Linked DNA regions of Homo sapiens: regions 1, 3, 4, 5 and 6 are each linked to region 2. Evidence: chromatin loops called from intact Hi-C (ENCODE). Cell type or tissue: PC-3. All regions are shown on one strand. Links, peaks and the distances in the headings refer to the core of each region. The heading gives the core; the rest is flanking DNA.

Evidence for each region. Peaks named below come from ENCODE experiments on the same cell type or tissue, not always from the same donor. Only the 100,000 strongest peaks of a DNase experiment are listed, where the experiment ranks them.
Region 1: a loop joins it to region 2, with 5 times the contacts of the local background. A loop is called at or near these places in 4 of 110 quality-filtered maps.
Region 3: a loop joins it to region 2, with 2.1 times the contacts of the local background. A loop is called at or near these places in 7 of 110 quality-filtered maps.
Region 4: a loop joins it to region 2, with 5 times the contacts of the local background. A loop is called at or near these places in 3 of 110 quality-filtered maps.
Region 5: a loop joins it to region 2, with 9 times the contacts of the local background. A loop is called at or near these places in 2 of 110 quality-filtered maps.
Region 6: a loop joins it to region 2, with 2.4 times the contacts of the local background. A loop is called at or near these places in 3 of 110 quality-filtered maps.

The regions. Positions count from the first base shown.
Region 1 is chr2:28,087,526-28,091,525 of GRCh38, forward strand. The region is part of intron 6 of BABAM2 (BRISC and BRCA1 A complex member 2); the gene reads left to right. Among named protein-coding and RNA genes, the nearest start is that of MIR4263, 93 kb to the left of the region's middle. In PC-3, for the core only: no CTCF peak of the experiment used is centred there; a DNase peak (open chromatin) is centred at 1,656; H3K4me3 peaks cover 680 bases.
Region 2 is chr2:27,953,028-27,957,027 of GRCh38, forward strand. The region is part of intron 3 of BABAM2 (BRISC and BRCA1 A complex member 2); the gene reads left to right. Among named protein-coding and RNA genes, the nearest start is that of MIR4263, 41 kb to the right of the region's middle. In PC-3, for the core only: a CTCF peak has its summit at 2,007; DNase peaks (open chromatin) are centred at 1,914, 2,194 and 2,954; H3K4me3 peaks cover 2,366 bases; H3K27ac peaks cover 4,000 bases.
Region 3 is chr2:27,774,029-27,779,159 of GRCh38, forward strand. MRPL33 (mitochondrial ribosomal protein L33) reads left to right here. Exons shown (of 4, transcript NM_004891.4): 3 at 396-502. Among named protein-coding and RNA genes, the nearest start is that of MRPL33, 4.9 kb to the left of the region's middle. In PC-3, for the core only: no CTCF peak of the experiment used is centred there; a DNase peak (open chromatin) is centred at 2,333; H3K4me3 peaks cover 941 bases; H3K27ac peaks cover 892 bases.
Region 4 is chr2:28,127,136-28,131,135 of GRCh38, forward strand. It overlaps BABAM2 (BRISC and BRCA1 A complex member 2), which reads left to right. Exons shown (of 12, transcript NM_199191.3): 7 at 2,136-2,245. Among named protein-coding and RNA genes, the nearest start is that of MIR4263, 130 kb to the left of the region's middle. In PC-3, for the core only: no CTCF peak of the experiment used is centred there; DNase peaks (open chromatin) are centred at 1,416 and 1,616; H3K27ac peaks cover 683 bases.
Region 5 is chr2:27,807,303-27,812,433 of GRCh38, forward strand. The region is part of intron 7 of RBKS (ribokinase); the gene reads right to left. Among named protein-coding and RNA genes, the nearest start is that of MRPL33, 38 kb to the left of the region's middle. In PC-3, for the core only: no CTCF peak of the experiment used is centred there; a DNase peak (open chromatin) is centred at 2,869; H3K27ac peaks cover 2,142 bases.
Region 6 is chr2:28,230,982-28,234,981 of GRCh38, forward strand. All of the region lies in intron 7 of BABAM2 (BRISC and BRCA1 A complex member 2), which reads left to right. Among named protein-coding and RNA genes, the nearest start is that of BABAM2-AS2, 77 kb to the right of the region's middle. In PC-3, for the core only: no CTCF peak of the experiment used is centred there; no DNase peak of the experiment used is centred there; H3K27ac peaks cover 1,406 bases.

The DNA.
Region 1 (4,000 bases), core at 1-4,000, 130 kb after region 2:
CCTCTGTCGTACGAGGGGTTCTCACCGTTTTGCAAGCTTACACAGATTTTTACTCCTCTTTTTAGCCTTGCCTCTCACTGCAACTGCCAGTACCTCTATTTTACCTTTGGGGGCTTCCTCAATATGAGGTGTTTTTTTTTTTTGACAGAGTCTCGCTCTGTCGCCCAGGTTGGAGTGCAGTGGCATGATCTTGGCCCACTGCAACCTCTGCCTCCTGGGTTCAAGCGATTCTCCCTCCTCAGCCTCCTGAGTAGCTGGGATTACAGGCGTGCGCCACTATGCCCTGTCTAGTTTTTGTATTTTTAGTAGAGACAGGGTTTCACCATGTTGGCCAGGCTGGTCTCAAACTTCTGACGTCAAGTGATCTGCCCATCTTGGCCTCCCAAAGTGCTGGGATTACAGGCATGAGCCACCATGCCTGGCCGAGGTTTTGTTTCTAATAAATCAGTAATGCTTTCGGTAGTTTAATCTGTCATCTCAACCAGAAGTCTTCATCACAATATCTTGTTAACTGAAAATAGTCCACTACAAAACAGAATTTGTACCATAAATCTCTAAATTTTGTTTATGTGAACACATAGACACACACAGGAAAGAAGTCTGGCTTACATAGATGTCATAGATTATGGTGATATTTTCCCTCTATTTGTATTTTCTTATTTTTTTTTAACAATTCTACAGTAAAAAGTGTTTAAGAATACTCAGAAAACAAGTGTGTATCTATAATTAATCACTAGTACTTACAATATTCTCTTTTTAGTTTGTTTTCTTTCAGCTTGTTCTCATCCAGATGTTTAGAATCCTAAATGACTGTTTTCTCCTGACATTTGCCATTGGGGTACATAAGGTGGTGACTGCCATAGTTCTTTACAACTCCAGTGATTCTCTTAAAACTTGCTCTTAGGATCCCTTGCCTAACCCTAGGGCTTAAAGGTGACTGCTCTGGAGCTACAGGTGTGGACGAAGATGGCCCTTGGGCTTCTGCAATTATTCTGTTCTCCCAGGTGAGGAGACTTTTGTAGGACAGGGTGGTTATTTAGGAAATTCTGAGCTGCTCTAAGCCAGTGTTGCCCAACCGTGACCATACCTGGGGAGCTTTAAAAACTCCCAATCTAGGCTGCACCCCAGACCAATTAAATCAGAATCTCTGGGAGGGGGACAAAGGCATCTATAGTTTTTAAAGCTCTCCAGGGTGATTTCAATGTATTGCTGAGGTTGTGAGCTGCTGCTTTAAAGGAAACAAGTATGTTTATTCCTAATCCATTTGGATCTTGAGGGCCAATCTGGAAAAGCAATCTCTATACCCACTGTCATCTCGATACATATCTTGTGGGGATTCTGTAGCCACTAGCAGGCCATGTTCATCTGTGTGTGTGTACCTGCCTTGATGTGACAAATCATAAGCACTAAGAGGAGAGGCAGCCTCTTTTATTCACCATTGTATCCTAAGTCTCTAAATCAGTGCCTGGCCTAGTAACTTACCAAAAGATATTGTAAAAGTAGTGCATTTAGGGTTTTTTTTTTCCTTTTTATTGAAAAGGGACAAAGACAAGTGGTCAAAACGTCATTTCATAATACTTAATTTTTACGAACTCTCCTGGCCCCAAGTGTCTGTGATTCAGTGAGGAAAGAGCTCTCCTTCATTCCTTTGACATGAATATATTGACTACCCATTGTTTACATAAGGCTGGGATGGCTGTGATCAAACCAACATCCACAGACATGGTACCTAGAGAAATAAAGCGCGGAAAGCCAAACCTATGGAAGAATAACAAATATTGCAATTCAAAAGTGAAAATCACTGTAGACTAGCTTCATTTTTCCATTTAACAACTATGTCTTGGCCACCTCTTTCTCTGCTAGCACTAGTCTAAATGCTGGAGGTCTTGAGGGCAGTTTGCTAAGTGATTTTAAAATACAACTTTAGCACCTGATTTTCTTTCTTTTCTTCACAGTCAGATTTTGGGCCAGAACCTAAGTGATAGATTTCTAGGCATTGTAATAGATAATGAAATGCATTATTACTTTTGAAGTTATGATAACCTGACAAGAAAAAAATGGATATTTTTATTATCTACATCTTACAGATGAGGAAACACTTTGTGCACTTTAAGTAACTTGCCCAGGCTCATAAACCAGTGTTGTTAGCTCAGCTACTTCAATAAAGGTCCTCTGATTTCAAATCTTATGAGTAAGAAGACTTAATATTCCACTAGTTACATAATGGCAGAATGGTTCTGATTTTGTATTCAGTGCAGTAAAGTTAAATATGCTGTTAAAAAATTTAGTGTCCACAAATTACCTTCAATGCGATTAATGTTTGTTTTGAAATTACCTACCAGTTATCATTGTTAAACTCTGTGGTATTTTTTTTCTTTGTGTGTGTTTTATGAGTTAGCATTATTTTATAGAAAGATTTAGGGATTTATTATTTATATTATTTATATTACTATTATTTAGATTATTCTGACAGTCTTCTGTGTCCTCAGACAAGTTAGCAGAGCACAGATATAATACATTAGTCAGAATTTTTCCATTTCCGTGTTCAGATTAATCTTAGAATAATTTTTACCTGTCTTTGTTAACAGGTATTATGCTTTTAACTTCTTAACTCCTAGTACATGAGTAAAAGGTAGTAATCATGACATAGCCAAATGACAGAGTGCTTGTATTTGCCACAAAGCATGTAGTTCCTTGTAAATCCTTGAGAAAGGTAAATTATCTCTCTCTCTTTTTTTGAGATGGAGTCTCGCTCCGTCGCCAGGCTGGAGTGCAGTGGCGTGATCTTGGCTCACCGCAACCTCCCCCTCCTGGGTTCAGGTGATTCTCCTGCCTCAGCCTCCTGAGTAGCTGGGAGTACAGGTGTGCGCCACCACACCCGGCTAAGTTTTGTATTTTTAGTAGAGATGGGTTTCACCGTGTTGGCCAGGATAGTCTCCAACTCCTGACCTCGTGATCTGCCCACCTTGGCCTCCCAAAGTGCTGGGATTACAGGTGTGAGCCACTGCACCCAGCAGTTTCTAGCTGTTGTTTTCATGTCCGTATTTTCTTTCCTGTAGATAGCACCTATCGGAATCTTTAATTTTGAAGTTGAAATACATAGGTATGCTTCTAGCTTAGGGTCATTCCCCGGGGATTATTATACTTCTTTAAGATCTCTATTCTTTAAGATAGAGATGTCTTCTGGTTTACCTCTGGACATTTTGTGTGTAAATTTTATGTTCAGCCAACCAAAGGGCCCAGGGGTTAGTAGCGTTATTTTGTTCTCTGCTTTAGAGGACAAGGGTTCAAGTTCCAGATCTGCCATTTGCTGTTAGTGTAAACTTTAGTAAATTAACTTTCTGAACCTGTTTTCTCACCCTGAAAATTAGGATACATTATTTATTTTTCTATTTTCCTGCATTTTGGGAGGATCAAATGAGATCTACAAAAAATATTTTCTTAACTGCCAAGTGCTATAGAAATATTGGATATCAGTGTTTTTTTCATCTACCATAATGATTGTTATTTTCCTAATACCTGAGCCTTAACAATATATTTTCCATTTATACTACCCTTATAAATTGAAGTTTTTAATTTCAGATTTTCTATAAAGATAAGAAAGTCAATTTGTTTTCATGTTAGCTTTAATATCCATTAAGCCTTTTGTTTTCTAGTCCTAAAACAATAAAAATGGGGCCTTATGCCAATCAGTACTGTCCTTGATTTTAAATGATGCGAAAAAAATACAAACTCCTTTAATAGAGAGTCTTTTAACCAGATGGATAGGTGATACATAGGTATTAGCATCTCACAGTTGCAAAGTATCTTCTGTTGCATTTGCATAGGATATATCAGGAAAGGGTGTGGGATGAGGAGAGTAGACTATTTTTATTATTATAGGGTTGGGAAGGAGTAGTTCCATCTCTGCCTGTGATATCAAAGGGCTGGATGACACTGGAGAACTCATTTCTCACCTTGACCTATTCATCCGTCTTTAAAATACCAAAGATGTTAAGTT
Region 2 (4,000 bases), core at 1-4,000:
CTCTCTTTTTTTGAAACAAGGTCCTGCTGTGTCGCTCAGGCTGGAGTGCAGTGGTATAATCTTGGCTCACTGCAGACTCGAACTCCTGAGTTTAGGTGATCCTCCTGAGTAGCTAGGACTACAGGTGTGTGCCACTATGTCTGGCTAATTTTTTATTTTTTAATTTTCTTTGAGACAGAGGCTTGCTCTGTCGCCCAGGCTGGAGTGCAGTGTTACAATCATGGCTTACTGCAGCCTTGAACTCCTGGGCTCAAGCAGATCCTCCTACCCCAGGCTCCCAAGTAGCTGGGGTGGGAGGAGCCTGAGCTCCTCGCCTGGCTAATTTTTTTACTTTGTATAGAGACAGGGTCTACCTGTGTTGCCCAGGATGGTCTTGAATTCTTGGGCTCAAGTGATCCTCCTGCCTTGGCCTACCACAGTGCTGGGATTACAGGCATGAACCACCGTAGTGACAGAGTCTCTATATGTTGCCCAGGCTGGTTTCGAATTCTTGGGCTCAAGTGATCCTCCCTCCTCGGCTTCCCAAAGTGCTGGGATTATAGGCATGAACCACCGCACTGGGCCCACACTTCTCTTTTGATACCATCTACATTAATATCATTACCAACGATCTCACCAAAAAAAAAAAAAATATTTCTTTTTTTCTGCCTTTGGCTACAGGGCTAGCTCGTAAAAGGAAGGGAACAAAATGTTTAAGTATGATCATGTTTTTAGTGATGGAAAATTAAAACCATTAAAAAATAAACAATGAAAAATATGGCAAAATAAGAAGGTGAATGCCAGAAGATTAAGGAAGTTCTAGAGAGTTTTGCAGATGTGGGATTTCAGATGAAGACCAGATACATCTAATTTGTGAGGGGAATAAAGAGACAGGTAAGAGAGATGGGTGGGAATAGAGCTAGCCTGAGGAGAAAGAGAAGGAGATTAAAAACAAAATTCGTATCCAGTCTGAATAAAATTTGTTTCATCCCTCCTTGGCCCTTAGAAATTAGAGTCTTTTCATATTATTGTCTTTCTATTTGGTAAGCTGTGTTTGATAGCGGTGCACAAACTTGGGCACAGAAGCCTGAGTTTGTGGGGTTGCATTCAGTGTATAGAAAAGTTACAACTCATTTCTAGTTAGTTCTTCCTTTGTACTTATGCCTAAACCTCTCCATCTGGAGAAATGCCAGCTTGCCACTAAATTTAAATAAATAAGAACATGTCTCATCAATAGGGGCGGCAAATTTAGCCCCTCTTTAGAGCACTGAGCAATTTATGACCATATGTTAAATACCATAAAACAGCTTTAAAGATTTGGTCGCTGGCCATTGCCAGATTGCACCGTAGGAGTGCAGCAGCACTGTGAGGGACTGGGAATGCTTCCTCCGGCCCTTGGAGGCCTCAGCAACTCACTGATGTCACAGCCAAAGAGGGCTGTTTTCAAACATTCCCTTTATAAAGGTGAAATACTAAAAGATTCCATTTTGGCATTTGGGAGCAAAGAAGGCAAGACTTCTTTTTGATTCTTAAGGGTCAAAATTAGTATGGAAAGTGTTGTGTGGGAGAATGAGTAACTTGGCAGCAGTGAGTACAGAAGGCAAGTCTAGAAATAGGTAATAGATATCCTACTCATCCTTTTTCTTGGAGCATGAACTGGACTTTTATGTGGCATAAGCCGACCAAATATCACGTTTCTCAATCAATTTCTTTTTGCCAACTTTCGTCGAATTAATATTAATGTTAAAAACAATTTTTAAAATTTCATGCCAAAGCATTGCCAATTGTAAGGCTTTCTTTTCTTCCAGAAATATGACTCACTATTTGGTGAACTCCAAATATTAGTTTTTCTTCTTACCACCATGACAGCCTGTGAATCATTTATGGCATTCAGTGGGCTCGTGGCTGAGAGAATGAAGGTGTGTGCCAGCAAACATGTGATTTTTGGTCAAGTAGTGCTCTGGGACCTTCGATGGGCTTTTAACACATGTGAGGAAACCAGTGGTTCAGGCAGGGGGCAGTATTATTAAATAGTAATAGACACCAAAAAGCTTTGTACAAGATTTTTCAGACTGCTCTCTCAGAAATGTAACTCTTCCTACAAAGGAAGATGATGAAATTTGGCTGTCAAAGGTCCAGGATTCCTAGCCTTCTTGAATCTGTAGTTGCCAGCCCAAGGGCTGATTTCCTGTCAGTTCCTGTGTGGTTTGCACTACATCCTCTTTGCAACAGATCAGTATTTTAGGTCATCCATCATAACTGCTCTCCTGTAAGTTCTTGGCAATTTGATCTCAGTTTGCAGAAGGCAGCTGGCATACTTTGCTAGGAAGTGCAGCTGGAGAGCTCCTGTCTCACTCTTCCTAAGGCCAGGAAGCACACTATTGTTACTCATTGCTGCTTTCTTCCTTTAAAGAACAAAAAACTTCAAACTTTGGCAAATTCTAAAGTTACTAGGTAGCAATTTGAAATTACTCTGATCGTTTTGTTGGTCTAGGGCAAAAACTTGAGTGATCTTTTATATCATTTGTAAATCTTGTCTGGTTTTTCCATAACACAGATATGTGCATTAGTGGAAGTTTCCTCCCCATTGCAAATGAAGTTATGCTTGTCTTCAGAGTCACACGGGAATTTTTAGTTTTATTTTGTTTTAGGCTTTGATTGTCAAGGACAGTAACATGGCCTAATTTCTTCTCTGTGTTTTATTCCCTTAACATTGAGATTTTTCTATTCCTAATATCAGCATTGGGTAAGACTATTTACCTTGGGTATGACTTGAATATTTGCACTGGATTTTCAAACTATACGAACAGAGATAGTTAAAGCACTTTTTTTGGACTATTTAATGTTAAAATAAAAGTATCGTTTTAGTGTTTCTGATTTCTCATTCCATAATGGGTGACCTATGTTGTGAGATTTAGAAAAATGAGCAATTTTCCTCCTTTCTTATGACTCACAGGTCACATTTTGGCAACATGTTTTTTTTTTCCTGTAGAATGGTGATTACCTTTACCCCAGTTCACCTAAGAGAGGAACCTGTTTATAAAGAGGATACAACCTCATGCATGAATTATTTTAAATGGTATTCTTAATAATCTATGATGGCACAGATCTTTTATACTTCTGAGTTGTCTTCTTTTCATCTTTACGAAAACCATATCTTCTGTAGAGTTAAACAAGATTATTAATGTAGCTCTTGGTTTCTTTTATGTTCTGGTTCCTAACATAAATGAAGGGAAAGGAAAGATAAGTTGTGCTGCTTTATAGAAAAATAGTAAACTTTTTGAAGGCCAAATTTATGTCAGATTTATGGGTATCAAGCAATAACATCATAGAAACACCCCAAATCCTGATAGTGCGCTAAGGATGGCATGAAGGAAGAAATTTTTGGATTTGAGATATGAAAGAATTTGATGTCCAGATTATTTCTATCAAACCAAATCTTTAGTCTCTAAAATAATATATTGTTAAATTCTAGGAGCAAGAATCCTCTGTGATTTCCAAGATCTGTTGCCGATGACCCACACAGTAGACAATCAGGAAATGTTTATTAAATGAGTGATACAAAGGCACTAAAAGATGATGTCTTATGTGGAAATTCTTAATTGGAAGGACACTAGGTAATTTTGGGAATCTTCCAGTGGGATAAGGAAGTATCTAAAGATTTGAAAAGCAGCAGCATAGTTTCTGCATTAAAGAAAGTAAAAGATAATTATGAAGGTTATATAGAGCAGGTTGACATACATATTTAGAAAGAACTCAGAAAAAGAATCACAAAAGTAGTTTGCCAACATTTGGACTAGTATAGGACTAACCAATTTTGCTTTGTAAAAAACAATTCTTAATAGATCAATTCTTATTACAGAATGATGAGTATAGTACATTGGAAGCAAAAGATAAATTTAATTTATCCCAATTTTAGCAGAGCTTTTGATTCTGTCCTTGGGATGAATCTGATAAGCAAATCATGAAATGATTATTTAGACACAAGATGTGTTGCTCGACAGTATGCCTAAAGTATATC
Region 3 (5,131 bases), core at 425-4,424, 180 kb before region 2:
CTGGAAGAGAGGGCTGTTCTGAGACAGCGATCTTTACAATTTCCTCACTAGCCAGCTGTGGTTACCAGTATTTTGATATTTTCCCCTTCCTGACTTCTGCTCCTCGTGAAGGGTGGATGTCTGAGGCTAGTCCCGCAATGTGGCTTGATTGTTCTTATTGTTTTGGTTAGGTCATTGCGAAGTAACTCTGTGTAGTGGAGCAAATCCTAGAGATTTGAAACCATTGAAACTGTTTCATGGAAAACTTAGGCTGTCTTACAACTGAACCTTTTAGGGCCAAGTGATATCTCACAACTAATATTACCCTACAGAGTTCTCAAAATGTGCCATCCCCCTGTGACTGATTTTAGTTTATTTCGTCAGCTCGTACATAACAGCGTACTTTTTAATCTTAGAAACATTCTGGTGAGAATGGTGAGCGAAGCTGGGACAGGTTTCTGCTTCAACACCAAGAGAAACCGACTGCGGGAAAAACTGACTCTTTTGCATTATGATCCAGTTGGTAAGATCTGGGGAGGTTAATGCTTCCAAGGCCTGTTGCCCCCTTTGTAGGCTGAACATCTGAACTCTCTGGAGGTGTTTTTTTAGCCTCTGACACTAGCATTCATTTAGTAAATAGGTATTGAATGATTGTTATGATGCTATTTAACATCCCAGGTGCTGGGATACACCAGGACACAAGACAAGTCCCTGTACTCTTGGCACTTAGTCTAGTCTGAGAGGGGGAGAAAAGATGACAAATTATAAGTGCTGTGAGAGAAACAATCAGGATGCTGAGGTGTAGGATGAAGTTGGAGAGTGGTAGGGAAAGTCACATTAGATGGCTAAATCAGGGAAGGTCTCTCCAGGAGGAGATAGTTAACCGAGACCTGAAGGTGAGAAACCAGCTATGTAAAGAGAATAGGTGGTAGTGTTCTGGAAACAGACAAGTGTCTTAAGAAGGGGACGGTATGGTGTCCTGGCATCATCTGTTCGACAGTGGCTAGTATTTGGTTCCTGATAGAAGTTAAAGGAATATGGTTTCTATATATTAGTGCAGTGGGGGTAGGAAATTTGATTTTTCCATTTTGTGCCATCCACTAAAATGCTGTACTATATGGTAACTTTAAATGGTCTCATTAGATGGAAGTATTTATCTAGAAGAGACAAGTGTTCCTAAGGCCATATTATCTGCTCACAAACAAAAATAGAGTCAGCACCTGATTGCTGTTGGTGGATGCCTATCCTGTTTCTGGATTTTATGTGCAGATTTATGTAAAAATAGCAAACGTGTTTTTTAATTTTAGAGCTCTGGCTGTTCATTTTGTGCTCTTTATAATTAATTTTTTTTTTTTTTTTTTTGAGATGGAGTCTCACTTTGTCGCCCAGGCTGGAGTGCAGTGGTACAATTTCGGCTCACTGCAACCTCTGCCTCCTGGGTTCAAGTGATTCTCCTGCTTCAGCCTCCCAAGTAGCTGGGACTACAGGTGTGTGCCACCACACCCGGCTAACTTTTATATTTTTAGTAGAGATAGGGTTTCACCATGTTAGCCACGCTGGTCTTGAACTCCTGACCTCAGGTGATCCACCCACCTCAGCCTCCCAAAGTGCTGGGATTACAGGTGTGAGCCACCGCACCCGGCCATTGCTTCTTAACAAGATAATGGCTATAATAACATGAGCAGACATTTTTTAAAGGCTCCAAGAAGCACAGTTGTCAGCTTAAAGTTTCTTGTGTTCCATCCTTTAACAGAAATAAAATTCCTTGCTGTTTTTATGGTGTTCAAATTTCTGTTTATTCATTATCAGAGTGAAAAGGGAATTCTAGGTCTGTATCTGATGGTAAGGAGTCTGAATTTCAGGATGATTCCTCATATGGTGGAAAAATGATGAGGTTTGCTGTTGGATTGATAAGGTTTAGAATTGGATTGGTATGTTTTTCTCCCTCTGATTTCTTTGTGTCAGCTGGTGAAAAGTCAAAGGGGTGACTGAGTAACATTCTGTGATATTTTAAGTATGAAAAAATGTATTGGGCTTTTCATCTTTAGTATGGAGGTATTAGGAACTTAATAATTGTCAGTTTGATTTTAAGTTTTGAGATTGGGAAAGGATACAGCCATAAACAGTTCTGATCATAGTTCAAAGTGGGAGAAAAGATTCACGTATAAATTTCAAACAGACGCTTAGAATTTTTCTGATAAGGAACGGTCTTAGCTTTGACAGCACAACTTTGTCTTTTCTGAAGAAGAGAATGTTCTGGGATAGCAGACTGCCTGGCTTTCTGCCCACCTGCTGAATGCCCTGCACGTGTTCGTGATGAAGATGTTTGCCTCGGGGCCTGCCCCCATTGCCCAGGGTACCAAATAGCTTGGCAGTTCTCCCAGCATGTTTTACTGTGATGAGTAAATTGTTAAGTTTGAGGACGATGATTGTTGGTCTGCTTTATGAAGGAAATAGGTAAGGAAACGTGAAAAAATTCCCAATTATTTGAGCATTTCATAATATAGTCTGTGGCAAGAAGCAGCTGCATGTGCCTATCCTTTCGAATTCCTTTTCCACGTATAAAACTAGATGCTAATTTCCGAAGAGGAAGGATTAAAGGCTGAGGCATGAGCTTATTAAACTTTCTTAAATATATTGAAGGTTTATCATAAAGAGAATGAAAACTTGTCAGTTTTAATTCCTTGGATGACTAAACAAGACAATATAGACTGTAATTGAAGCAGAATCGATTTTGGTTAGATGTAGGGAGAGAACTTGACAGATTCATTCTTCTATGAATTAAGCAGCAAATATTTTGACAGAAAATTAATTCATGTTTACAATTGTGGGTAGCAGTGTGTCATTTCAACTCAGTGTTGAGTGCGCACTATGTGTCCAGCAACAACCTTGTGAGGGAGATAGTTATCTCTCCCACAGGGAAGAAAGCAGGATAGAGTACTTTGAGAAATTTTCCCAGGGATTCATAGCTGATAAATGGTGGAGCCAGAGTTGGAACCGAGTCTTTCTCACTCAAGTCCCTGTTCTTCTATGTATTTATTTATTTAATTTTTTAAAATAGAGATGGGGTCTGTGTTGTGCAGACTGGTCTCGAACTCCTGAGCTCAAGCAGTCCGCCCACCTTGGCTGCCCAGAGTGTTGGGATTACAGGCCTGAGCCATTGTGCTTAGCCCTTCTAATTTAAAAATAGGTTTTTGGTTTTTTTTGTACAGTGTCTTCTGTGTTGCCCAGGCTGGTCTGGAACTCCTGGCCTCTACTAATCCTCCTACCTCAGTCTCCCAAGTGCTGGGATTATGGGCATGAGCCACCATTCCTGGCCAAGTCCCTGTTCTGTCTCTTACATGGAGCCAAATTAATCTAAAACTTTTTTTTTTTTTTTTTTTTTAATCAAGACCCATCCCTGTGGTCAGGCCATGGATCCCCACTGAGACTCCTATCACCAATCCCTCTACTAAACCAGATGCCCATTCCTGGTTCATTTAATCCAAATGCTGATCTGTCTTCAGGGACCAAACTTGACACTTTCCATGAGGACTTCTGTCACCATTCCTGTCCCTTTCTGACCTTTAGGTTCCTCTGGGGTTTACTGGACATTTGTGTGGGCACCTCATGATGTACTGATGTATTAAATCAGGGAGTCTTCTTACACTTTTGTAAACTCTACATTGCCTAGCACAGTTCTATGGACTTAAATATTTTATTCTTTGAGTTAAAGGAATAGGTGCAGTGAATGAATCAAAGAATTCTACTCAATATAGCCTTGCTCTACTAACCTTAATCAGTTACTCCTAGTCAGGGTCATTTAAATAGTCTCCAGATTGCTTTTCAGTGAGACAACCCCCCTACCCCCCGCCTTTTTTTAAACCAAGTTTTTAGTTCCCTGTAGAAAACCATGGGGGAAATATTTCTTGTCGTAATATAGATGAGAAACTGTTTTGGTTCTTTACTACCATCTTGTAATGCATTAATGCATTGTAGTCCTCCTTGGAGTTTTAGGAGGATCAATCCTACTTACATTTCACATGATTTGAAGTATGTTAAAAAGATCCCTTATGTACAGTGTATTAATATCATAGATAAATTCTGTTGACAGGTTAATGATTCTTAAATTCAGCTGCCCATCAATTGAGTAGTTTTAAAAAATGTAGACTTCAGTCCAACTCTAGCCCTACTAAACCAGAATTAAGGTAGGAGTGGAGGTGAGAATGGACTTACTTAGATAAGCTCATTCTTAGTCGTAGATAGCTTGGGAATCTCATATGCAGAGTATCCATATTGACTGTAGAAGAAAAAAGCTAAAATGTCTGTATGATAGGGACAAGTGAGGAATTGTTAGGTCATAGTTGTTTAAGTTCCTGGATCTTCCTTGGGTGATTATTCCATTTCTGGTGTTTTCTTGTTTTTGTTTTAGCAAAGAGGAAATAGGTAGGGGTGTGTGTGTGTGTGGGTGTGTGGGTGTGTGTGTGAGAGAGATGGAAGTTAATCGAGTGCCATAAGGCATTATAGAAATATGAAAGCCTTACTGCTCAGCATCTAGTCTTCAATCTTTTCTTTTTTTTTTTTTGAGACGGAGTTTCACTCTTGTTGCCCAGGCTGGAGTGCAATGGTGCGATCTCGGCTCACTGCAACCTCTGCCTCCCGGGTTCAAGTGATTCTCCTGCGCCAGCCTCCCGCGTAGCTGGGATTACAGGCATGCACCACCATGCCTGGCTAATTTTGTATTTCTAGTGGAGATGGGGTTTCTCCATGTTAGCCAGGCTGGTCTTGAACTCCCAGCCTCAGGTGATATGACCACCTCGGTCTCCCAAAGTGCTGGGATTACAGGTGTGAGTCACTGCGCCCAGCTAGCCTTCAGTGTTTCATCCAGGCCGGTAGCACTTTGTTTCAGAGAACTGTACTCTAATATTTACAATAATGAGATTTTGGTTATGATATTAATTATAGTACCAAACTAAAAACTCCGTATTTGGGTGTATTAACCCATCTCTGGGAAGTAGAGGTTTAGTGTCTATTACTCTTCCAGACAGCGTGGTCCACTTGGTTCTTGCTGCTCTCTTTCTGGAGTCCAGCTCCCAGTCTGTCCTTGCTTACCTCCTACAAGAGTGGACATTAATTGGGTGAAAACATTGTTTTCCATTTTTGTCCCTAGTTT
Region 4 (4,000 bases), core at 1-4,000, 170 kb after region 2:
TAGTTTAATTAGATCCCATTTGTCAATTTTGGCTTTTGTTGCCATTGCTTTTGGTATTTTAGACATGAAGTCCTTAATTTTTTAAAAAAGAAAGAAAACGGAAAGGGAAGTGGCCAAAGAGACAAGAAAAGACCATCAAGAAAAGAGAGTTTCGAGAGGCAAGTGGTCACCCATGTCAAATACTGTTTAGACATCAAGTAAGAAAAGGGCAGAGAAGCATTTGGTGTGTTTAGTGGTTACCCTTAGTGGGAATGGTCTTCATGAACTTGTGGGGTCAGTAGTAGGCTATCGTTGTGGGCTAAGGGTAAGTGGAAGAGAAGGGAATAGAGAGTGTGTAGATATCTCTTCCAAGCAGTCTGTGAAGGGGAGGAGCGAGAGGAGAGGGAATCCAAGGAGCTCTGTAGAGTTCAACAAGATTCTTTCCTTTCCTTTAAAAATGTTTCTTTTTTAGGATGGGAGAGACTTGTGGTTCTTGTCCCTGTGTATACATGTCACACTCATCCATCTTATACACACAAGAGAATGCAGAGCAAGGAGACCGAAGGTTCCGGAGTTGAGCAGGATGAGTGATGGCCAGCTTCCCAGGATGAAGGAAAAGAAGGGGTGGCATGACAGACAAAAGACATTGTATTTGAGGTTGAAGATACAATGTCAAGCTCATGAGTAGTGAGTCTTTTTTTTTTTTTTTTGAGGTGGAGTCTCGCTCTGTTGCCCAGGCTGGAGTGCAGTGGTGCCATCTCCGCTCACTGCAAGCTCCGCCTCCCGGGTTCATGCCATTCTCCTGCCTCAGCGTCCCAAGCAGCTGGGACTACAGGTGCCCACCACCACGCCCGGCTAATTTTGTTTTTTTGTATTTTTAGTAGAGACCGGGTTTCACCGTGTTAGCCAGGATGGTCTCGATTTCCTGACCTCGTGATCCGCCCGCCTCAGCCTCCCAAAGTGCTGGGATTACAGGCATGAGCCACCGCGCCCAGCCGAGTAATGAGTCTTAAAGTCTAGGTGTGACCCTTCCCTCTCTTGCTGCTGGTGTGGCTGCTGAACCTTCCTAAGGACCTATGAACTGATCCAGAAATATAGGTCCGTTCTTACCAGTCTCTATGAGTGAAAGATGTTAAGTGTTTAACACATATTAAGTGTTTAGTAATTAAGTGTTTAAAATTTTTATATTTGACTTGGAGCCACTACCAACCAAAAATAAATTAAGGGTTATTAAAATTTGGTATTCACAAATTAAAATCAATGTGTGCCACGAGATTTATTTTAATTCAGTATTTTATTCAGAAGTCTGGCAGACACTTGGTGCTTGGCAATAATCATAAAGCACATGCACATAGTTGTAAATTCCACAGTTTTGATTCAGGACACTTCATCAGTGTATCATCAGCGTTGGCTTGAGTTGGTTATAATATTCAGTTCCTGCTATTCTTGCTTTTTAATTATAAATTACAGTAAGTTTAGTTTTATCATTATCAGTTTAGTTTATTGTGTGTTATTTGGTTAATCTCAAATGTTTATTGGTACATACTTGGATCAACAATGTTTTGTCTTATAGTGTTCTTATAACTAGACTTTTAAGATATGTATGTCTCATGATTCACATATGAATCATCCATTATCATTTTGCCAAAGTAGATGTGTACCTAACCCCCTTGTCATTTGCTTGTATGGTGACACTCTTCATGGTGATATGTTTCCTGCAAATTTTTGCTATTTAAATAGCTTACAACATACTGTCAAGGTAGGTGTAAGAAAATTACTGGATATTTTAATGTTTTTTGATGTTGTAGGATGTAAATTATGTTTATAGTAATATGTTTACTGCAACTTAATTATATTTTTGCTGAATTCTTTGTTACCACCAGGTTCACTACCCGCCCCCTACCTCCTGAATGTGGGAACAAGTGAGATAGGTGGAGGTCTTTCGCTTTGCTGTGGTGGGCTTTGCTCAGAAAGTTTAAAATCCATCCCTCTAGAGGAGTGGGTAGGTGTGTGGAAAGGATGTGCAAAGCAGCTAAGCTAAAGTGGAATAAGGGTAACTCACAGTCATGGCTTCAATGCCAGTGGACTGTGAGCTTGACACTAATAAGATGTTAGGAGAACAGGTGCTGATGTTGTGTTTTCACTTCTTGTTTAAGGATGTAAATGAAGACCCTGGAGAAGATGTGGCCCTCCTCTCTGTTAGTTTTGAGGACACTGAAGCCACCCAGGTGTACCCCAAGCTGTACTTGTCACCTCGAATTGAGCAGTAAGTGTCATTAACATGAGGTAGCCTGGTGCTACTTCTTGCTAACCAATATGTCTCATTCTTTCTTTTGCCACTCTTGAACTCTTACATTTATTTCTCTTCATTGACTTTTGTTTTCTTAAAAAATTCATCATATTAAGAGTTTCCATTGCAGAGTAAATGCAGTTAGTACTTGCCACTACACCCTTTTGGCAAGTGTTATTGTGCATTTAGTGACATGAATACTGTACCTTTGTAGAGAGAAAAGAATAGGCAGACTGAGTCCAAAATTGAGACTCCTTCCAGATGTTCCCTGGAGTTCGAATGGTTGTAGCCTACAGTGGGCTGCTAAACATCTGGCCCAATTTCTTACTTATTTGTAACTATTAATGTTATTTGTAAAATGTAACTAGCCTCTTCAAAATATTTAGCAAAAACTGACTCAGAAGTTAGTAAAGCTAATATTAAAAGTAGATAGCTTAAAAAGATAACATGTTTTATTTTGCTGCATCGAAATAGCTGCGTATAATTTTACACAACATTCAGGCTACATGGCAGAAGTAGTTTGATATCGCATTTGTGTTATAACCAAGTAACATTATTCATCAGTAATGAATTTTGTAAGGCCTGAATTCACAGTGTGCTTATTGTGGGTGAAATGCTTTAGTAGCTTATTCTACTTCAAAGGAAGCTGAGGTTCATTGAAAATGGATTATAAGCAGATTTGGTTGGGAACTTCTGACAGGACAGATTTTTCATCAGCAGAGAGAGTTTTTACAGACTCTGATTGAAATGTATTATTAAAATTCTCTGTGAGTCATTTAGTTACAGTTGGCTGATTTCTGTCTGTGAGTAGATGTGGTCACTATCTAGCATTCTTAGTAAAAATACTGAGCCATTTTTACCCCTTCCGACCTTAGTTGCTCTAATTTATAAATCATGGACACATCATCTTAAAAACCAATATGACACAGCTGTTTATACTCAAATATGGGAGCTTATGAACATCAATAATCTATAGGCATTCTCTTGTCTTTTTATATATCTGACACAGCACTTAGAACAGGATTTTACAGTAGCAGACACTCAATGAATGTTTAATTTTTGTTTTGAGACAGCGTCTCACTCTGTCACCCAGGCTGGAGTGTAGTGGCATGCTTATGGCTCACTGCAGCCTTGACCTCCTGGGCTCAAGTGACCCTCCTACCTCAGTCTCCCAAGTGGCTAGGACTCCAGGTGCCACCATGCATGCCTAATGTTTTTATTTTTATTTTTGTAGAGACCGGGTCTCGCTCTATTGCCCAGGCTAGTCTCAAACTCCTAGGCTCAAGTGATTCTGCTGCCTCGGCCTCCCAAAGAATGTTTCTGTTTTTTGTTTTTTGTTTGTTTGTTTGTTTTGAGACAGAGTCTCACTCTGTCATCCAGGCTGGAGTGCAGTGGTGCAATCTCGGCTCACTGCAACCTCCACCTTCTGGGTTCAAGTGATTCTCGGGTTTCAGCCTCCCGAGTACCTGGGACTACAGGCACCAGCCACCACGCCCAGCTAATTTTTTGTATTTTCATTAGAGACAGAGTTTCACCATGTTGGCCAAGCTGGTCTCGAACTCCTGACCTCAGGTGATCTGCCCGCTTCGGCCTCCCAAAGTGCTAGGATTACAGGCATGAGCCACAGTGCCTGGCCCCAAAGAGTGTTTTATTATTATTATTATTATTATTATTATTTTTTTTTTTTTTTTTTTTGAGACGGAGTCTCGCTCTGTCGCCCAGGCTGGAGTG
Region 5 (5,131 bases), core at 667-4,666, 150 kb before region 2:
CCCACATTAGTACTGTATTAAGGAGGGATTAATAGTGATTTACAACAGCTGAACTGATTACACTGGCATGGCAGAGGTCTTTTTTTTCTTTTTTTGAGACAGGGTCTTGCTCTGTCACCCAGGCTGGAGTGCAGTGGTGCAATCACGGCTCACTGCAGCTTTGACCTCCCCGGACTCAAACGATCCTCCCAACTCAGCCTCCTGAGTAGCTGGGACTACAGGCATTTGCCACCACGCCTGGCTATAAAAAATTTTTTTGTAGAGATGAGGTCTCTCTATTGTTGCCCAGCAACTCCTGGGCTCAAGCGATCCTCTTGTCTTGGCCTCACAAAGTACTGGGATTCCAGGAATGAGGTACTGTGCCCGGCCACCAGAGGTCCTTTCTATGCTGCAAAGGTGTGGAAGATGAGGGGGAAACTCCAACTCTTCATACCCTGAGTTTTTGGTTGTGATTGGAATGGAAAAGGTGAAAATATTTAATTTTGGATGCCAGAAATAAATATGTAGTATTTTGTGGGGGGGAATCCCAGCAGAAAGGAAAAAAAATGAACTACATTAGGTACTTAAGCTGGGAGAAAGTCAATCCTTCATGTCACAGCAGGGAAAAAAAGAGGTGGAGGACTGCCTAAATATTGGTTCTATTTTAATTCCAATTCTACATTACATTAAACTCTCCCTGTACTCCTCTCTAATTTACAGCAAATGCTGACACAAATTGGTATGCCTTCTCTTCTTTGACATCAGTGTTTCTCTTGAATTATGTATTTCTATCTGGAATGAGGTTTATGAGGCTAAAGCCTTCTTTCATTAAGATAGGTGAGAACAGAGAAGGATCAATAAGCGGTTGAGTGCAAAATCAAAGTAAGGTGGGGCTAAGATATGCTCAGGGCAGCACTTCACTGCCCAAAGTGACCATAAGTGGTATTACGAATGACACTGATCTTCTGAATTTCAATACATTGATTATATTTCAACTACTATAAAACAAGAAAAACTCTATTAACTTTCATCCCAGAACTGCCAGATTCTTCCTTTATTGGTACCCTACAAGTATTTAGTAACCATTTTTAAGAAAGAGTACAGATAATCATAGTAACTGCATCACTTGGATTCCATCTAAAATTGAGTCAAAGACAAAAGAAATCCCCTGCCTGATGCAGTGTGTCTCAGCCATCTCAGTCTTCACACAGGTTGAGGTGCTTGGTTGTGGTGCTCAACCTACCTCACAGGTTGGTGCCATGGACAGATCTGGCCCCACTATTGTTGACAAATGGCTCCCAGTCCAAGTCAGCCATTAGTTCATATTGACAGAGGCCACTGGCTGGCTCCATCTGGGGCCTGACCGTGTCTCAGGGTCCATTCTCAGCTTTGTTAGTTTGTGATGGGCTCTGGGCTGGCTGGTCAGACCAGGACTGAAGTGGAGCATTTTGACGAAGGTGTTTTGAGATAACATTTGTAAAAAATGTAGATATACTGTCTTGTATTGCCAAATAATATACAGAACAGACATGCCTGATCCTTTCCCTTTTCTATACCTCATTCCACCCTCGGCCCAAGCCTGAGCCTCACCCTCTAGGTAATCTTCAGCCATCTCTGAAAACTCTTCCATTTTTAATCTTTACCTATCACCCACTTCACCCCAGGAATGGGAACTGGAGATAAAATGAAACTCTTTGTTTTTTCACATTTCTTGATAATTTAAAAGAGAACATTTTCTGTTTTGCTTATAATAATGTAAAAATTGTCCCTGAGTCAATATGGGCACATTAATGCAGCTCAACCATAATGTTCTTTGGCTGAAACTGGCTGTGCCCAGCAGCCTTATGGTGATGTGGCTTACGCACTGGCACACCCCTTGTTTGGCCAGCCTGAGGAACATGTGAAGGACACTGTCACCCTGAGAGTGGGCTTGGGCCAGGAGCCCATTGGGCTGCTCTAGCCTCTCTTCAAGTTCAGGGGCAGGTGCTGCTCCCAGCCATGGCCCTCACCGCTCTGCTGGCTGGCAAGCTGCTGAGAAGAATGGCCTGTGGAGGCTGAAAATTGCTGAAAACCCCATTCTGCCCAAAATGTTTGCGGTGGGTTAATTTATTCTATAATTTAAAGAATTCCATGTTAATGAAAGAGAAGTGGAATCCTGAGAGCGAGCTAAAAATGGAATTAAAAAGGGCCCATTCTTCAGGCAATATTAATGAGAGCTTTGTATATATATTGGTGAGTAAATCGCAATTAAAACTAAAATGTCTGTTAGTGATTCACTGAGTTCTAAAGGTTGGCCTTTTGCCTTTTGTGGTCAGCAATCCCCTTTTTTTTGTGACCCCACTATTCTAGACAGAAAACAGTTAATCCAATAGGACTTAGTATCTTACAAAAGACTCGCTAAAATATTTTCTGCTAAATGTTCATCTTCTAACAGCTGCTTTTTTATTTCAGTGAGAGGTACTTGAAATAAAATCATTGTTCTCCAAGAAAAATGCATGCTAAATAATACAGAGCTACCAGATTATTAAACAGCAAAGGCATTTCATAATATTAGCACCAACCACAGGTTCCACTTCTGCTGATGCACAAAATTTTGAGTAATTAGTCATTGCACAATGTTGTATTTATATTCATTTTTGCTCGAGCTGTTAGGCCACAAAATCAGTAGGCAGTTGCTGTTATAAAAGGATTCTCTGGGTTATTTATAATGTTTCTGCTTCTTCACACTTGCTGCTTCACTCTTGGGTCTTGAGCCAGGTCTACACTGTGAAAATGAAGGAAGGAACTGAGCAATTGTTCTGTGAATCTAACTGCATTGAAAGCTGGTGTGGATGATTCACAACCAACTGTGTATGTCTTGGCTGGTGCACCTGGTATATTTGTCTACACAACCCAAATTCGTCATATACTGGCTGATTTGTCACTTTATCAGGGAAGGATGCATAGTTACGTGAAGGCTGTGTTTCTACCAGGAATAAGCTAGTGTCTAAGGCACAGGTGGTAGGGCAAGTATCTGAACTAGCATTATGTTGCAAAAGAGTTACCTTCAAATGTCAGTTACTTTAAATGAAGGATTGATTTCTGCTCCAAATGCTTGCCTGTTACACAGATCATTCATTCCCTAGAAGGCAGGCATACTGGATGGAAGGGCATTTACCGGATGGAAGGGCATTTATGGATCACCTGAGATTTTAATTTTATTTTTTGTAAGTTATACAGGCATCTTTCTGTGCTATCTGCAGAGAATCACTGATGACAGGAACTCTTTCTAGTGGGAGTAGGTTTTAGCCTTTATGTGAGTCGGAGTAAAAAATATGCTGAAAACCACTCAGACTGACAGAATGATCTGTTTGTTTCAACTATGAAATAACCATCTTAGTTATCGCCCCACTGCCCCCACTTTTTTTAAGGAAATGAACTATCTTTATGTCATCTGAATTCCCATGAGCTCTCAAACCCACTTCTCAGCATCCCCATTTCCACTTCCCTAGTCCAGGCTGCCACCATCTCTCACCCAGATCAATACGACAGTCTCTGGACTGTTCTCCCTGACTCCAGTCTTGTAAACTCCAATTTATTCTTCACACAGCAGCCATATTAATCTTTTTATAAAGTATAAATCTGATCAAATGTATCCCTTGCTTAAATGGCTCCCCATTGCCCTCAGAAGTGTGAATTCTCAGAAGTGGCAAAGGAAGCCCTTTACAACCCAACCCTGCCACCTCTCCACTTCATCCTTAACTCTCCTTTGTACTCAGGTCTTTCCAAATGGAACTATTTGAAGCAGCACAAATATGCCATGCTCCCTTTAGCTGCTTCATGAGCTGCTGCCTCTGCCTGAGTGCCACTTTACCAAGCTGCCTCTGCCTTATCCTTCAGCTCAGCTCCTTCCCTTACCCTCTCAAACAGCTTCCCTGGGCTCCTCAGGCTAGGTGGGCCCCCTCCACTGCATCACCATGGGACTTCTCATTCTAGCTGTATGGACTATGCACTCTTCTAGATTCCAAGCTCTTTGTGGCCAGGGACTGTCTTATTATGCCAGTGTGTCCCTGGCATACCAGTGTATATCCACTGTGTGGCATGTGGAAAATTCAGAGTGTGCTGAATAAGAAAGTGTACAGTGGGATGTGCCTCATTCCATTTTGCCATTCTTTCCAATAGAATATTTCCTATTTCTTAAGGAACTGTTTTCAGTTCTAGAGGCTGCTTTTGTATCATTAGTCTTGGAACTCCCACGATGCTCTGAGAATAAGATGAAAGGCAGCCTGAGGACCTTGACTGTGATCACTGCCTGTGAAGAAACCCAATTTAGGCTTCTCTTTGTAGCAATGTTGTAGCCTAGAGATCTGAAAACTCTCCTTCTACAAGATACTCAGAACTCTGGGATAAAACAGAAGCCTTATTACTATTAATATATCTAAAAAATAGAAATAAGATTTTCCCAGAGTCCAAAAACAAAGAGAGTTCTAAAAACTAGCACGGCAAGAGCATAAACTATGGCCATCCAAGCAGTTTGCTGGTCCGGGTAATCATGGGGCTTGGGTTTTAATGGCCATGTTTGGACAAAAGGTGGGTTTCAAGCAAAGTGGAGTGCTGGAACTAAGACTCCTACAGAAAAGATGAACCAGGAAAAAAAAATTCCACCACTGGCTCAGAGAAACAGCAACAAATCCTGTCACTGAGACTTTGTAATGTGATCCTCTTCCTAAGCAGTTTGGGTTGTGAAATTTATACTACCTTTTGAGAAGTGTTTGTTCATATCCTTTGCCCACTTTTTGATGGGGCTGTTTTTTTCTTGTAAATTTGTAAGAAATTTATGCAGCCAACAGACACAGGAAAAAATGCTCATCATCACTGGCCACCAGAGAAATGCAAATCAAAACCATAATGAGATACCATCTCACACCAGTTAAAAAGTCAGGAAACAACAGGTGCTGGAGAGGATGTGGAGAAATAGGAACACTTTTACACTGTTGGTGGGACTGTAAACTAGTTCAACCATTGTGGAAGACAGTGTGGCGATTCCTCAAGGATCTAGAACTAGAAATACCATTTGACCCAGCCATCCCATTACTGGGTACATACCCAAAGGATTATAAATCATGCTGCTATAAAGACACATGCACACGTATGTTTATTGTGGTACTATTCA
Region 6 (4,000 bases), core at 1-4,000, 280 kb after region 2:
TCTACTTCATCTTTCTGTGAAAGAATTCCTAATGAAAAAGGACATAGACTTTGGAACCAGAAAGACCTGGGTTTAAGCCCACCTCTACAACTTACTTGCTGGGTTATCTTGGATAAGATACTTAGACTCTTAGAATGTCAGTTTTCTCATCTGTAAATGGGGCTAATTAGGTCTACACGGCAGGGTTGTTGTGAGGTTTAGAGATCACAAAATGCCCAGTAGAGTGTCTGGCAAAAGTGGGAGCTCAATAAATAACAGTGAGTTGTTTCATGGTAATGGCTCTGCTGGCAGGCCACCAGGAAACATAATCTAGTATTACAGAGTGCCCCAGATTCTTGAGGTCCCTGGCATTCCTCTACTTTGGAAGGACTTATCGTTGGTACCCTAGTCGTGTGTTCAGAATGGGAAACTCAAGTCCTTAGACATAGTTAGGCATACAGTTAGTGTTTGTTGAATTGGATTGAAGGCAGCACACATTGCTTTAGGATTTCTCTTAGCTTGGAGTCTGCAGGCTGCTTGTTTCTACATCCTGGATGTTCCCCTTTCCATGCTTCAACTTCCAACGGCTCCTGAATCATACTGTGGAGGAGGCAGCCAGGTCAACTTCCTCTCCCTCAGAACCCAATTCAGGGGCAAAAGCAGGATGCTAAGGCTGACCCAAATGTCTCTGACAACGCCTTGTCATGACCCTTGGACAGAGAAGACTTTTAGAGTAAAGTCTCTCTTGGAGTGCTTGGTGCTATTTTTGTGTTAATGTAACTCTAATTGGTACTCTAACCATTCTAATGCTTTGAGAGAGATGTCTTTTTTTTTTTTTTTTTTTTTTTTTTTTTTTTTTTTTTAAGAGACAGAGTCCCAATCAGTCACCCAGGCTAGAGTGCAGTGGTATAAGCATGGCACATTGTAACCTCCAACTCCTGGCCTCAACTGATCCTCTTGCCTCAGGCTCCTGAGTAGCTGGGACTATAGGCACATACGATCATGCCTGGCTAATTTTTAATTTTTTTAGAGATGGGATCTCGCTATGTTGCCCAGGCTGGTCTCAAACTCCTGGCCCGGAGCAGTCATCCTGCCTCAGCCTCCCAAAGTGCTAGGATTACAGGCCCAAGCCACTGTGCCTGGTCAGGTGTCTTTGAGAGTGGTGCTATCCCACTGAACTGGTGAGAAAGTTGAGTAGAACCAAAGAAAGAAAACTTGATAGAAGCAAGAATTATGATTGCGAATCACTAGCCCTTCTGATTTTCTCCAGTCTAAATTATGTTTTGCTCATTTTACTTGACCAGTAAGGTAAAACCCCACGTGGGAGGAAGGGGAGTTGCTGTTTCATAATGGGTCAGAATCAAAACCCCATTGTCCCAAGCCAAGCTTTCAGACAGGCTGACTCCCTGCATTTTTCTAAGTCAAAATAAAAACAATTCCTTTATGCCGTCACGTTGCAGCCAAGTTAAGTCTTCAATACAGTCATGCATTGCTTAATGGCCAGGACACGTTCTGAGAAATGTGTCATTAAGCAGTATTGTCGTTGTGCAAACATCATAGAATGTACCAACCCAAACCTAGGTAGATAGTAGAGCCTACTACACGCCTAGGCTATCTGGTGAGCTTATTGCTTCTAGGCTACAAACATACACAGCATGTTACTATACTGAATACTACAGGCAATTGTAACACAATGGTAAGTATTTGTGTGTCTAAACATATCTAAACATAGGAAAAGGACAGTAAACATACGGTATTGTAATCTTATGGGACCACTGTCATATATGGGGTCCATCATTAACTGAAATGTTGCATGTGGCTCATGACTGCATGAGAGATGTGATAATTTGCAGACAGACCGAAGTTCACAAAGGGCTCTATTAGTTTCATTTGCATGGAAAAGACTAGTATTAATACATTCAGTATAGACAGTTCTTACATTTGAGTTTTAGAGCCAACAAGACTGACCTGGAAATGCTTTTCTGGTTTCATTTTCATCTATTTAATTACCCCTACCACTGGAAAAGATTTTAAAACTCTGGCCTCATCCTTCTAATTTATATCCACAGATTAAGTTTCAGTTCTAAGAATGATCAACTAATTTCATGTTTTATTTTATTCCATGAAGAGAGAGAAGGTACCTTCTCATCAGAACAGCCCTATCACCCTTTTCTCCTCCCAGGTTAAGCCTGAGCCCTTGCCACACGGATTTCCTTCTCACCCGCTTCCTCCCCGCACCACTCTGGGGATCAGAAGTATCAGTGCCAAGTGGTCCCTTTCATCTCCTCATAATTCTTCCCCAGCCACTTAGTGGGTTAGTCAGGCCCTGCCTTCTCTTCAGCCAGCCCTGCAGTCCCGGGAATGTCTTGAGTGAGCCCTGGAATCTCTGCACAGGGTGAGTTTCCTGTTGTACATGCTCAGCCCAATATTTTTTGATTCATGAATATTAAAGAATTAGAGATCACAAGGCCTTACCACCATCTTGCACCCTCTGAAAACATAATGACTCTTTTATTTCATGGCACTTTACTTAGTTTATTCAGCATGATCAGGGCAGCATTCAGGCTATAGCAAGCTTGTTAAATATTTACCCATGAGGCTGATATTTATACATGAATCAGCAGCACTTATCAGTGTGTGACACTGGATGTAGATTTTGGACGCTTACAAGCTAAGAAACTACTGGGTTAAATAAAGGGTGAAATGACGTCCTTTAAAAAATAAACTCTCAGTTAAAACTATCTTTCGTAGTGCCTAAAGTGCTTTGCACCTGTTGAGGCTCACCCCAGACAGCCAACCAAGTCATTCAGAATCAGACCTGCCAGAGTGTCTGGTCCATCACATTTGAGATCAAATGAATCTGATTGTTTGGTGGTTGGGGTGGGAGAGTACTGAGGTATGAACAAAATTAAGAGGAGTTCCTGCTTGCTGCTGTGTGGGAAATTGTAAACGGAGATGAGCCGTACATCACAGTGTCTACTTTGGTGACGGTCTGAAGCCTCTAGGAGCCCCTCATCATTTGGGATGCTGGCCTGGCTCCCTGATAGCCAGACCTACTGTTTCTTCCCATCCCTGTAGTCTTCCATGATTAAAATCCCCCTCCTCTCAGGGAGGTAACATATTTCAGCAGAAACAGCCTGAACTCCGGTGACAGGCAAACCTGTGTTCAGATCTTGGTTTTACCTATGTCTAGTTGTGTGAACCTAGGCAGTATTTTCTGTTCTCTGAGCCTCGTTTTTTTCACATGTAAAATTACAGCGATACTTCCCACCTCTTTGAACTATGGAGAGCATTTAATTAGATAATGTGATAAAGCACCTAGCAACATGTGTTAGTTCTTGGTAGTGACCGAAGCAGGGTGCGGAAACATGGGCCTGGCAGCAGAACACCTGGCCTTTGGATCTCTTCACACCTCTGCTTTTCTCCATCATTACAGGTAATTTTTGTCTAACGGCTGTATTTCGGAATGACACAATCCAAGCAGAGAGAGGGAGAGGGTTTCAAGTTTAAAGGATTACTCAGACTGTTTTCCTTCCATGTATATAATTTAATGACTGATTAAAGACTTCTCTTGTAATATTTTATATAAGTCAAAGCCTATTACTGTCAACTCCAGGGAAGCATCCAGCTTATTTTCTTTTTCAGAATTTTATTATGCCAAGGATTGTTTCTCTAAGTGAGCGATGAGTAGCTTGGATCTTGCCATTCTGTATGTTATACAGATATTCAACCTGTACCTACAGGACATAAATATTGTATTTATTTTTCTTGCACTGTGGATTATTTTTTTCTTAATCAGCTTTCTATCCTTATGAAATCATTAGAACCTTCTGGTTAGATGTGTGCCTTCTGTGTTATTTGTGCATACACAAAGAGGAGACAAAAAGCCTTCCTCTTGTTTATAGGAAGTCACAGGAATTTTCCTAGCCATCTTTAGAGTTTAGGCTAAATCTAATCCAATGCCTACTCTAAGCGTAGCAAAAGGAAATGATGGCCTTGCTGATTCTGTGCAGTTGCAGAA